Linked DNA regions of Homo sapiens: region 2 is linked to region 1. A link is a contact called in ENCODE Hi-C data. All regions are on one chromosome and are shown on one strand. Each heading gives the region's core, a stretch centred on a gene start or an enhancer-like site at or near the end of the contact. The rest is flanking DNA. Distances are from core to core; before and after follow the strand shown. Region 1 holds the start of LINC00572 (long intergenic non-protein coding RNA 572). Region 2 overlaps SLC7A1 (solute carrier family 7 member 1).

Region 1 (7,101 bases), core at 3,957-6,456:
CTCAAACTCCACTACAAAGTCCTGACTAATTCTGCCTCTCCTGTGGTTCCATCACTTTGTAGCTCTATGACAGTTGTCATGTTGCTTTGGACTTTTGGTCATTTGCTCTGACACTCAAAGCCAGCAACTTGAGAGTCAGCCTATGTTTTACTTATCTTGGTATTTTCCACACTCCTTACACATATGCGCCTTTCACCTGCTACGTCTCAATTTGTTTGCCTTGGACAAGTCACTACATGTAAGACTTGCTGTCCTTCTCTGTAAAATGGGTCTAATAATAATAAGTCCTTTCAGAAGGATTATCAGAATTAAGTGAATTTATGCAAGTTCAGCATTTAGTGCACAACTTGACACATAATGAGTGTTACTTGCTACTAGCATCAATAATTTATAAAAATAGAATTTTGGCCAGGCGCAGTGGCTCACGGATGTAACCCCAGCACTTTGGGAGGCCGAGGCAGATAGATCACGAGGTCAGGAGATGGAGACCATCCTGGCTAACACGGTGAAAACACGTCTCTACTAAAAATACAAAAAATTAGCTGAATGTGGTGGCAGGCGCCTGTAGTCCCAGCTATTTGGGAGGCTGAGGCAGGAGAATCGCTTGAACCTGAGAGGCGGAGGTTGTAGTGAGCCGAGATCGCACCACTGCACTCCAGCCTGGAAGACAGAGCGAGACTCCGCCTCAAAAGAAAAAAAATAGAATTTTATTTATTTCATGCTATAACAGTCTCTTTCCAGCTTTTGGGACATTTCTTAATTTCCTTCCTTAGTGGAGAAAAAAGTACTTGCTATGTTTTGGTGTTCTTATTCCTAGCTGTGCATTGAGATCATCTTGAGCCTTTAAAGATGTTGATGCCTGAGACCCGCCCTCCAGAAACCGTCGTTCAGTGGGTGCGGTATAGCTGTGACTAATTTTTGTGGAGCATTTCTCATGCAGATCCAGGGTTGATAACCCCTGCAAATCACTAGATAGCTTACCACTTCCACCACAGGTCCCTTGGGCCCTTATTTCTCGAGTAACAAGCTGTAATTCGGGGCAATTCAATCTCCAGAATATCCTACTATTGATACCCAGAGATGTACATTTCACCTTTTGTAACTTCACCCCTGGTCACTCCGTCCAAGCTCCCATGATGACTCAGCATTCTTAATACCTCTTGGTTTTCCTTCTATTTCTGTAACAGTAAAGTACTTCTTCAGGATAACTTACTACTAAGTAATAAAAACATGAACTAGTGGTGAGTAGTAGGGGAAGAAGAACACATAAAATCTTTCCAGCTCTCCATTTCTCATTTCTCCTCCCTAACTCATGATGAGTGGTAGGCCTGATCCCATCAGCCATGAGTGGGGAGGGCTGAGCTGAGGGCATGCATAGGAATGGCCTGGCCCCTGGGCCCACGTGAGCAACTGCACGGACAGTTGGGCTATTATAATAATAAGTCTAGGGTAATTGCTGATAGAGAGATGCAGATCCCTATTTTTTGCCCTGTAGCCGCTTAAAAACCTTTGTTCATAATTGTAGATGTAAAGCTTGTACTTCTTACTGGGCATTGGATTTCAATGGGAATTAGGCCAAAATATGGACCAGAGAATTGGCCCCACTGTGGCCAACCTGGGAATGCTGAGTCAGTCCTGTTCTGCTGACTCAATTCTCTCTTTGAACTGCAAGACTCACAGTCTAAGCATTGAGACCAGTGGTTCTATTGCCAAGACAAAGGGGAAAAAAGGCTGATTAAATTTGAGACATGGCAGATAATGCCAAAAGGCAGAGGCAATGTGATCTCTGAAGAGAGAGAGACGGAATATGTGTTTTGGAGATACGAGTATTGGAAAAATGGAAATCTCATCATAAAATGACTGCTGTGAAGCAGTTGCTCTGAGGAATCCCCCTTTACCCATGTCCTCTTAGATTCCCTCTTTCTTTGTTCCCTTAGACTCTTCTAGTTCCAGATGGTCTCTGGTGGTTGCTGTTGTTTTTCTAACAGCCCGGGTTTTTAAGTCACTTAAAAACCCACATGAAAGGCCCATGAAATATCAAGGTGATTCTGAGGACTGGCTCCATTTGCTCCAGAGCCCGAGTTCTGGCTTAGGTAGAGGACACCCCAAGGAGACTCAAACCACAGATCCAACTTTGAGCTGCTTCCACAAGCCCCAAAATGCCTTGAGCCTAATCCAGACAGGCTTAAAAGTTTAGCTGGACAGGATCTTGGACATAATTTTTACAGGTTAGGAAACTAATAGCTAGAGAGGGTAAGTAAGTCACCCAGATCACATATCATGCCTGCGACAGAAACAGGACAAACACCTGCCTTCCAACAGTCATGCACTTGCTGGGTTCCTTCTCTGAGCTGGGGAACGCCAGGCTAGCCCTAGAATGGCATGCGAGGCTGGAGAAGGAGACTGTTCCCAAGCCATATACCCCATGGCCCTTCAGTTTTGGGTGAATGCTTTTGAAAATTCTGTCTAGGCACCAATTACACAAACAAAACAGAAGAAGTGGAGACTGGGCGAGCCAGCCAGAGAGAACATTCTTTATGTATGAAGTCACTGGCTTTCAGTGCAAACTACTTACAGAAACAAGGTTCTTGTGTGGACTGCCACAAGTAAGGCTCTCCAAGGCCTCTAGTTGCAGCAGAGAAAATGTGATAAATCTACAAAACGTTCTGCAGCTTTACTCAGCTCTTTAAACTCAAATATTTGTTTTGGATGAGGAAATGGCTCAGGGCATGAGCACAATCTCACCAAGTGTGTGATCCTGGTGCCACGTGGCCACAGCATGATTCAGGATTTCTCCTGCCTTAGCCACTCCTCTAACCAACAACAGCACCTGAGTCACACTCCTGGCGTCCTTGCTGGGGCTAGGACCCACCCCTCCATTGGCAGCCTTTGTCTCCGGGGGCACGTGCAATACAGCGCCCCCTGCTGGGCACCCTGTCCTGCTCCTCTCCAGCTGGGTTTGCCTGCCTGGACTGGCTGCCCAAATTCAAGACATGGCAGCTAATGCCATGTGCGACTTAAAGGCTCTCCGCTTCCTATTTTACAAGAGGCTCTGTCTGCTTAAAGTGCTCAGTGCCTGGTGATGCCATGTTTTTTCCTGTCGCTAGCCCCCTCAAAAGAAGGAAATTCATTTGGGAGTTGTTTGAGGTGGATGAGGACATCCTTCCTTCACATCTTTGGTGTCACTGGAACAGGTGGAATTCCTGGCTGGAGGCAGGTGATGCTCCGGTGAGCACATCAGAGGCAGCAGCCGCAGTCTGCTCACCCTGCAGCTGAGACGGGGGAGAAGCTTCGCCAGCTGCCTCATCAAATGGAATGCAAACAGAGAGGAGAGCCCCACTTGCTCATCATGCTCCTAGCTACTCCAGCCTCGCTCCAGGGTGCTCAGGGCAAAAGAGGGCAGCCCTCTGCCAAGGAGGGCTTCCTGGTGTGTCTTTCCATGGAGGAAGGACTCCTCTGGGAAGGACTCCTGCTGGGGGACTTGGGGCATCTGGATTGCCAGCTGTACTCAGCAAGGAGCGGCCGCAGAAAGTTCTGAGTGCTTCTTGAGGGAAAGCATAAGCCATCAGCAGAGAGGGAGAGAGTCAGAGCAAGAGCGAGAGCGAGCGAGAGAGAGAGAGAGAGAGAGAGAGAATGGGCCTCCCAATCTACAAAGTCCCTGCACCAGAAGTAAGGACATCAGGCTTGAGACCTTGAGGCTGCAGCTGTGCACACCCATTCCCCCAGCCACTGCTCATGCCTGCAGTTCCTGCCACAGAGAGAGGCCTTCCACCCCACAGCTGAAAATAAAACTTAAATGCACATACCCCTTTGACGGAAAAACAGTGACTTCAAAACCATCAAAACAAGAAGTCACTGATTTTAAATCCTTTACTGAGATTGATAGGGAAAAAGGATTATGCAGGAGCTGGACGTGAACCGTGGCTGCTACACAATTTGGGCTAGGGCTTACTCTTCTCTCATTAAAAAACCCTATTTATTCCACCAAAGTAGGTAGAGTTCTCCCTCTCCTCTTTGGATTCTCTACTATATTCCTTAGTAACGTCATGAGGCTTTCTCAGGACTAAGCCTGCAAGTTGTCTATTAAGCCAGCTTTCCAGTGGGGACTGCCTAATATTGACCAAATACTTTAGAGAGTCATATCATCTGTGAGCTGGCAGAGATCCAGAACTCCAGTCTAGCACTCACATTTTACAGACAAGGAAGCCAGTGCCAGGGCCTTAGCCTGGTTTCACAACTCTTTCTCTGGTTCTCTTGGTGACTGACAACAAAACGACGCCTCCCTATTCTGGTGTGGCTTGGGCTTCTGGCTGCTGGCACAGGAATAGCCAAAATCCTTCCTTTCAAGCTTTCTGTGTAATGGAAACCCTGCTTGACTAATTAGGGCCCACCTCTCTCAAACTCCTGAATCACTGGCATTCATTAAATATAGAAAAGCATTTTATCCCCCTAATGAAGGAGAACTGGAATAACATAGATGAGTCACACACACTGAAAACTGTCATGATATTCAAGAAAGGTGACCTTCTCTCACACCTGCAGACCTGGGAGGGTGGATTGAAATCTACATCCAGTTTTCTCCTTGGGCTCTGACTGGCAGGAGGGTTTGTTGCTTGTTTTTTTTTCTTTTTTCTCCAGTTCCTTGTAGTAGGATGGAGATGTGGGTTCTGTTTTATGAGGTGTGGATTGCGTGGGCTGATGGCGTGGAGGAGGAGACTAGAAGAAAAGCAATACACACACACACACAGAAACACACACATACCGCCCCCACACACATTAATGCATACACACAAACCCCACAAAAACACACATGCAGAGATACACATGCACACACTCATACCACACACACAGACACAAACACAACCATACACTCACAACACACAAATGCACATATCAACACACACATAGACACTCTCACGCACATGCAAACACTCAGACACATACACCCACTCACACTACACACAAACACAAATAAATATGTACTCACATTCTCTCTCACACACACTCTCTCACACACACACTCACACACACACACATACACCTTTGGTTGCCACAGACCTTGGTGTTTGTTCCCACTGGCTGGCTCAGCAGAAAATGTGGCTGAGTTGTAAGACTCTGTTTTGAATGTGGGAGTTGGAAAGAGCAAAGATATTCTTCAGGTTCAGGAAGGCACCGGCCAACAGGAGCCGAAGGAGGAAGAGAGAAGAGATGATTTTCTTCCCTAAGAATAACTTTTGAAGGTGGAGCTGAATTTCACCTGTTCACCTTGGTGATGTCACTTTACCCCACTGTTTCTCAACGTGCAGTGCCTCTGATGAACCTGATGCCAGGCCTGTGAGGTACACCTTTAGCCACTTCTATGATGCCAGTTTTTGTTGACAACACATGTTCTGAATGCACCATGGCTGGCTGACTTTGACTGGGCAGATAGCACAAATCTCCAGTCTGAAAGTCATCATAATACTTGGAATGTTTAGAAAAGTCATAACTTAGGGGTGGTTCGTAACTTCTTAGAATTGTGCTTCCCTCAAATTATATATAAGCAGAAGAGAGCAGCTTTGGATGATGGGAGTAATTCAGGAGTAACCAGGGATCCCTAGATCTGGAAGAAGGAAGTAAAGTTAGTGCTTTCTTCAAAGGTTTCAATATTTCCTTATATTTTAGTGCAGCTTAAATCCAAAATCATAACTAAGGATATCTTTGCTATGGGAAATAGCTTGTTAAATGGATGCTGTTGGCCAATTTAAAAAGAATGACATGAAATGATTCCACAAGCTGCAGATCTACAGATGGGAATTAGATTGGGTATTCTGATTTAAGGAAACAAATTTGAGAGAAAAAGAATTCCATTTTATTGCAAAATTAGAGTTGAATAAATCAGGTAGGTAATGAAAGATTCAGGGAAAGATGATACTTCTAAAAACAAAGTTCTACAATCTCCAACCCAGATTTCACAAGCCCCCAGGATTGTTTCAATTTTGTCAGTGGGCTTAAAGAACTTATCCAAAAATTCTTAAAATAACATTAAATCCTTTAAAGTATTTTGTAAGATGTAAGAGTGCCATTGTAAAAAAGAGAATAGGGATTATTATGACATCCAACTAATTATGGGATACTGCAAGCACCAGAAGTGTAGTCATTGCTGAATTAGTTTCTGAACTTCCAACTCAGAACAGATCTGGATTTGCTCTACAGGGTGTGCATCTCTTATCAGATTTGGAATATATATATATATATATATATATATATATATATATATATATATTGGATTTTGGAATATTTGCATATACATAATGAGGTATCTTGGTGGTGGGACCCAAGTCTGAACAAACACGAAATTCATTTATGTTTCATATACATCTTATGCACATGGCCTGGAGGTAATTTTATACAATATTTTAAATGAGTTTGTGCCTGAAACAAAGCTTTGACTGTGTTTTAGCTGCCATCTGTCACCTAAGGCCAGGTGCGGAATTTTCCACTTGTGGTGGCATGTTGGCAACCAAAAAAGTTTTAGATTCTGGATAATTTTGGATTTCAGATTTTTGGATTAGGGATGCTCAACCTATATTACTTTAAGGAGCAGTATTGCTGCTCCAAACAGGGTGGTCTTCTCTGTGGGAGTCAGAGAGATTATAGATATTTGGTGCTTTAAGTCCCATTAAGTTGGGCTACTCTTTCAGAAATAAATGATCTCAATTAGTATAATCTCCATAAAGTGACACCACTTGCTTATGAAACTCATTTTCTTTTAACCAAATGTCCCCCAAGTGCTTTAAAATCATTAGTAGGTTGCTGAATGAGAATGCAGGGAAGGAACTAGCACCTAATACTTCTATGTTCTTTATGGACTTTTCTCTTTCCAGAAATAAAAGCATTGCCTACTTTCCTGTGAACTACATTTGTGTTGAGAATTAGTTCACAATGAAAAGTGCTAAGCATTACTATATCCCCTGTAGTAATAACACAGGTGTTATAGACACAACCATGGTGTCCAAATGAGGACCAGCAGAAGAGAGAACCAAAAAATGCATGGATGTGGGGGCATGGCAGAGAAGTTGAAATGAAGTTTCTGGGGAAACTGGATTTTATCCCTATATT
Region 2 (6,963 bases), core at 3,352-5,851, 400 kb before region 1:
AGCATTATGCTGAGCTGGGTTTCACAGGCCTTGGGTTTTCCTAACTCCTACCAGGGCAGCCCTCAATCCTCTCTGTCCCAAGAATCTGAACCAAGTTGCAATCAGTCTTCAAACCTTCTGATCCCAGGATCCTGGCCTAATAGTTGGACCGAGAATCTGTCTCTATCCACCCAACATTTAGCCATAAAAATGAGGGCACATGATAGAGGGGGGTGAGGGGCCACCCAACTCTTGCCAAGGACGTCCTCCTAACTGGGCTCTCAACCCAGGTCCTCCCCTCTCCTTGGCAGCTCCCAATGGAGCTATCACCAACCTAAAAGTTTCATTCATCACATAAACCATAGCTGAACTGTGAAAAGGCTACCAGGTGCATCTGCATTTCTGTCATGAGACCCCCAAAAGCCATACATACCGTAAGACCAACACACAGGCAGCCACCAACGAGTAAGCCAGGAGAGTGCCAATGGACATGAGGTCCACCAAGTCCTTCAGGTCAAAGAGGAAGGCCATCACAGCTGGGAAGAGACAGACACCAGGATCTGTGGAGGGCCATCTGCATGCAATGACAACCAGGACCACCACTGCCGCCCACCATCCAGGGCAGCGAAGGGGGCTGCTTTTACTCCCACCCCCTCCCTGGCCTTCCCATGGAAAGACACAGCTTAAAGGGAAGTCAAGCTTCCCTTTAAGCTTGTGATTAAATCACAGACACAGTCCTCAACAGACAGTAATCATCATTAACATTTGTATAGAGAATCCCTTCATTCTTGTGATTTTAATGGCAACTTTGTAAGCCATCCCTACATTATAGATATAAACATTCACAAAGGTTAGGAGACTCATCTAAGGTCACACAGTTCACAAGCATAGGGTATAAGGATGTGAACTGGGTTCTTATGACTCTGAGTCCTGTGTGTCTTCCTCTAGACCATGCTGATTCACAGACTCATGTGCATCCATCCATCATCCATCCTATCGGTCCATCCATTCTCCATCAATCCATCTGTCCACCTATCTTCCATTCATCCACTCACCATCCATCCATCAATCCATCTCATCCATCTGCCCATCTCCCATCCATCTCATCCATCTATCTATCCATCCATCCATTCATCCATCCGATCCACCCATCCATCCATTCAGCATCTATCCATCTACCCATCTTCCATCCATCCAGCTCCGGTCAGAGTGTGCCCATCATTGGGTTCTAGGTACTCACTATTGAACAGGGCAGACCACAGTCCCCAGCCTTCCTGAGTGTACCCCACCAAGACACAGGCATTAGTGGACAACAGTGCTGGGTGATAAAGAAGGGCAAGTCTGGTGCTCTGGGAGGACTCACAGGAGGTCCTAACCCAGGCAGGCGGGCAGGAGAGCAGAGTTCTTCACATGTGAAGTCACTTCACGTGGAAGAAATCTGAAGAGTTGTTCTCAAACAATATAGTATCAGCCCCTTCACTGTGTCCCTTGCCTTTAAAATGAATTAAAACCTGCACCCTTATTTGAACATCTTTTGTGAGCGTTGTGAGAGTATACGTGTCTATTCACATGGGTGTGTATGTCAAGTACTCATTAAAAAACAACTTGGCTACATCTGCTTTGGGATATTTTCAAAACACATGCAATCAACACAAGCTAAAATATAAACACAAAGCCATTATTTTTCCACAAATATCTCTCAAGCCCCTCTAGATCACTGCAACTAAAACAAATTTAAATGGAGAATAAAACACAAAATTAAAGAGCAATGAGGGAGGGCCTTTTGGATAATCAGAACAGCGCCCAACTGTGCATGCCACAAATGCCGATGTTCCTACTCACGGGAAACTTGAGACTAATTTCTTCCATGTGAGGTGATTTTAGAAAACCAAATACTTATTTACCACTCCCACCAAATGAAAAGGGTAAATCCTGGATTTTGTGAATGGCATGTACTTTACAGTCACTTCAAAGAGCATGATTTGATCTCCCTCTATCAGCAGGGGAAGGAAATTAAGGCCAGTCTTTAATATGATCAAATTCCACGTAAAGCCTGAGAAAACAATGACTATTTCCAAGTCCTTAATCCTGTAAATATACTGGTCACATTCTGATGTATAGTGCCTCTCAATCTGACCACTGTGGTCACTCTCAAGAGCATAGAATCACATAAGAAAATGTTTCATAATTTAAAAATAGGTGTGTTTTATTATACAATATTAATCCACAAAACTAAGCACAGTTTGCTAAAGGCATAAATGCTAATAAAACTTAGTGAATAATTCATTCATTTAAGAAGGTCAAGTGCCTTACCAATGGCTATTTGACAAGTCGCTGTGTTAGAAACTGTGACTGATCTCACATGCCCTAATTTGCCAAAAAGACCCACTGCTCTGCTCAGACTCTGGAAGGAGCTTGGCTACTTTGGCATAAAAACAACCCTGGAATCACAAGGCCGCTCCACCGCCCTGGGTGCACATCCTCGCTTCACCTCCCTGGGCCTCCACTTCTACATCTGTACAGTGGGCTGACGTCTGCCTTTTGGGGCTACGAAATGCAATTGCGAAAGGGGCGGGCGTCTGCCTCTCGGGGCTATGAAATGCAATCGCGAAAGGAGGAGACATAGACCACAGGTACAGTGTGCACACGAGCTTCCTTGTAGGTTCTCCTTTCCTTCATCTGGGGCCCTGGAACACCTACACGGCTCAGATTAGTCCACTGATTTCATCCATCAAAATGGTCCTCTCAGCGATGAGGCTCATCTGACAAGATGAAACTCCACTGGGTCTGCTATTACGTATAAACTTAGGGGCAAGTGGCTTCATCAGCAGCACCCTTGATACTCTCTGGGGAAGAGGCGGCACATTTCATAAAACACTGATCATAAGGGACACTTGTTTTCCAGAGAATTCAGAAATGGACGCCGAATTTCCAGGTACTGGCGAGGTCTCCCTTGGCCTGTGTCATGCAGGAAGGTGTCAGCCTGCCCTTGACTACTCAGGGAAACGTCCAGAAATGGGGAGAAAAGGTTTTCGAATACTGTGTGTTCTAAGCTCCGCCCATTGAGATGAAAACCAGAGTGCAAACTGTTCAAAAATTCTCTCCCATCCTCTGTCAAACGGGCCTCTGCCTTTTGTCAAAAGGTCAGTCAACTTTCAATGAACCAGGCTCCAAGTATAAAAACCAGGAGTTAAAAAGACCAGTTAAGATTACTCACAGACCAGAACTGCGCAAGACGTCTCCCTAGGGAGTAATGACTCCATTGTTAAAACATTTCCATGTGAAATGAGTTCTAGTACTCACCAGCAACGGCACCCGAGGCTAATGTGGCGATTATTGGTGTTTTGGTCCTATCATTGACGTTGGCTAAGAATTTAAATAGCAGTCCATCCTCAGCCATGGCATAGATAACCCGAGGCATGGGAAACATGGAACCTAGAAGACTAGATGGGGAGAGGCAAACCGCGTGAGTGAACCTGGCTCATAAGGGATAAAGGCACCACATCCAGCCATGCTCGGTTTACCACGGAGGAGAGGGAGTCTGAGCTCACCAAGAGCTGCCGTCCCTCCACGCTGGGTGAGGCCTGTGGCTAAAAGACTTGGCATTTAATAAATCAATCCCAGAAAGAGCACACACTGTGAATAAGGATTAAGGTAAAGAATAGGGAACATCTATCTAACATACACTAGCATGAGACCCAGTACAGTCTTTACAGATGGAAAACTGTATTTATTCCTGCAATTATTTCTAGCTGAATCAAACAGAAAATACAAGCATCACTGCATTCATGAAGATTTCCCTGTGGTAAATCAATATTTACCAAATAGCTCTGTTTATACAGGCTAAGAGGAAATACGATTGGTGAAAATGTTTCTCATTAAAAGGCACTTATTCCCTTCATCAAAGTAGCTTCTGCATGACAGCTAAACTGAGGGCCAAAATATGGTGTTCAAACAGCGGGCCTGTTCCAGTGGCCAGATTTAGGGACAGAGAACCAGTCCCTTGCTAAGCAGATGATGCTGAAAAGCCAGCCTCAGGTTCTTCTCAATAACACAACTCTTGGGATGATGAATACTGGCCAACAAGGGAAAAGCCACATGATCAAAGCTGGGTTGGGTACTGGGTCTATTTCAAGGGTAAAGAATGCTGGCAGCCGATGTGTGTCTCGCATGGCTGTACCTGGCCTGCTATAGCCTAACCCCTGCTGGTGGTTCCACCCCTAGGAGCAGCCACCACAGAAAGGCCTCTCACCTGGCGGAAAGAGCGCAGAGGGAGCCCACGGCCACTGCGTACTTGGCACCTTCCCAGCCCACGTGCTTAAAGGCGTCGGGCAGGGGGCTGTTATTGTCCAGGCAGAAGTAGGGCATCATGAGCGTGAGGGCAGCCGACACCCCAAAGTAGGCGATGAAGCAGATCAAGAGGGACGCCACGATCCCCACGGGGATGGCCTTCTGTGGGTTCTTCACCTCTTCACCTAGAAGCACAAGGGGTCAGCGGAGGAGGGCACACAGCAAGAGGCAGTGTATCTGCCCACATGACACCCAAGGCCTCTCAGTGCCCCGGAACCCACGTGACCCTACGAGAAACCTCCCTCCAGCACTCAGCCCTGTGGGCACTGGGGCCTCCTGTGCTTCCGGGAGCAGAGGGGTGGTGCTCAGGAAGACACATCAGACAGCCCATGGCCCTGCAACAGTGTTCTCGGCCTGAATGTGGTGATGCAGCCAAGGAAGAGACTTGTTTCCTTTGGCAGAGAAAATCTGGGAGGCTCACTGAAGCCTGGCCTATTCAGTCCGCCAGGATGACAATGTTGTGAATAGCCTCACTCCTCCCGGAAGACGCTCAGATATGAAATCAGGCCACAGCCACACAGCTATGATCCCATTCTAACAGCGGAACCTTAGCCTTATTCAAGATCCAGCTTTCATCAGGTGTTGACAGTTGGGGATGTGATAATGGTTTGGGGGTGGGAGGGCTTGGCAGGAAGCTACAAATCTACATGTTGCTCATGTGTGAAAGAGCGGCGACTGGACCGTGCCAGCAAGGAGGGAAATGGCAAGCATTGGCTTGTTTGCCCAGGGTGCAGGAGGACCCGGGACCGCAGTGGCTGGCGGACATACCTGTGGTGGCGATGCAGTCAAAGCCCACGAAGGCATAGAAGCAAGTCGCTGCCCCCGACAGGACACCAGAGAACCCGAAGGGCATGAATCCACCAACACCGGGCTTCCCTTCTTTTGTGTCACTAGAAAAAAGAGCCGCAAACAAATGTCACGTCACTCGCTGCGCAGTCTGGCGTAAGGAGCTGTGCTCATCTCCTGATATGAGCGGAACCTGGCAGTCAGCCCTCCCTGTTACCGCTGCCAGGCCCTGGGCTTCAGACGCTGAGTCCAGCCACTGCATGCTAACTCCGTGTGTGCAGGCCTCCCTGCTGTTCGTGGCCCAGGGTCACAAGGGTGCAGAGTATCGCCCCTTCCAGAAGCATCTTCTAAACAATGACTAGGGTAGGGAGACGTGGGGACTATGAGGCAGGGGTCCAACAGGAAATGGGGGAGAAACCAGCCACGCGGCCAGTCCCACACCCTTCTCCCCAGGGCCCCTCGGAGGAAGGATGCAGAGCCGCCAGCCAGTCCTACCCCGGGTCCCATATTTACCAGTAACTCAATCTCAAAACAAACAATTCCAGAGAAACTAAGGCTAAAATAAAAGTCTTTGTCAGCAAAGGCATTCCTTAACTGCCTGTATGCACAAGGTGGAGTCCAGGAGGGCGCAGCTTTTGCCAGGTGTGTGGGGCCCGGGCACAGCTGGGCACTGGCCCACGGGAGGGGCTCAGCACATCTTTGCTACACTGATGAACGCAAAAGCAAAATAAGCACAGTTTACAAACTCAGGAGTCCAGAAGAAGCAGGCTGCTTAAACATTCAGAAAACAGTCCCATAAATCTGACACCTGTGCCGAGACACGGTGCCCAGGTTCAGTGTGGCGCTATGGCCCCTCCCAGGGCCCTGTCGGGGGTCCTTCAAGCCCTTGTTCCCTGATGTACAAAGCCCTGGCCTGTCCCCCCACATGCTGTGTTCTGGGGGTGCACCATGCAGTCAGTGCAGGCGGCTTCCCTGGCCACTGTCCCCTGGTCAGGAGGCACATAGCCCCTGCTGGTCACCAAGTAACCCTAAGCTTTCTGCATCCAACCCTCTGCTGCCACCCGAAAAGCAATTGCACTCCTTGTGGTTCAAGAAGGGCAGTCCCTACTCCCACACCTTTGCCAGCCCCAGGGCCGCAGGCTTTCTGTCCTGTGCCAGGGTCCCACTGGCTGGCCTGGAGCCCAAGAGGACGCTCACCACCCACCTCTGTTGCCCCCACTCAACCATATTGACAGCCACCCAGCTGCACAGGACAACCTGCCCTAAACCTTGTCAGCATGAAGAGAGGAACCCTGTAGGATGCTCCCAGTCCTATAAACACTGACATCCCTCAGGTTGGCTGGGCAGCCCATTTGGTGAACTTTGCTTTCAATGGGATTTACTCACTGGCTGATAAAACAGACAGACAGACAGGATGGACCCAACTACTTTCTAATGGGGATTAAGCCTTACTAATTCCTAGAGGATCATCACAGCTCTCAGTTACAGAAACTGCCATGAAGACGCTGGAAGTACATGCATGAGAAAGCTCATGTAGATGTGGGGTTTACTGTGGTCCCATAAACAGTAACGAGAGGAAACCCCCAGAAATGTACAAGTGATGGACGCAGGAAAAACTGTGGCCAAACAAAATTTTAGTTTGTTGTGTTAGAGTATGACTAAAACTAGCAACCCAAGTTCAAAACCAAGCATCCCAGGACAGACAAGTCAGCAGGGCCGCAGGACAGCAAAGGGCTGGAGTGGAGCTGTGCCCAACTCATCCAAATCCCCTCGCCTCTCAGGCCAGAGGCCCCGCCGGCCACCCACTCCCACCCTGGCAAACGGCTTCTGTTACTCAGTGGCCTATGC

What was found. A loop is a pair of places that touch in the nucleus more often than their neighbours do. Pooled maps may share reads with other maps.
Region 2: a map of ascending aorta shows a loop between it and region 1 (13-fold over the local background). The contact joins the enhancer-like site here to the promoter of LINC00572 in region 1. A Hi-C loop is called at or near these places in 5 of 168 maps with a recorded cell type or tissue (aorta, ascending aorta, chondrocyte and 2 more) and 1 of 50 pooled maps.

What each region holds. Positions count from the first base shown.
Region 1 is chr13:29,921,445-29,928,545 of GRCh38, forward strand. It overlaps LINC00572 (long intergenic non-protein coding RNA 572), which reads right to left and starts at 5,207. Exons shown (of 2, transcript NR_047501.1): 1 at 5,059-5,207.
Region 2 is chr13:29,519,035-29,525,997 of GRCh38, forward strand. SLC7A1 (solute carrier family 7 member 1) reads right to left here. Exons shown (of 13, transcript NM_003045.5): 6 at 5,098-5,219; 7 at 4,232-4,454; 8 at 3,283-3,422; 9 at 413-515. Among named protein-coding and RNA genes, the nearest start is that of MTUS2-AS1, 35 kb to the left of the region's middle. RefSeq lists an enhancer at 4,936-5,626. Within about 2 kb of position 4,602, at least 7 of the 41 ENCODE cell types and tissues checked have a DNase peak (open chromatin) inside an H3K27ac peak, as active enhancers do; they include ascending aorta and heart right ventricle, where a contact is called at or near this core.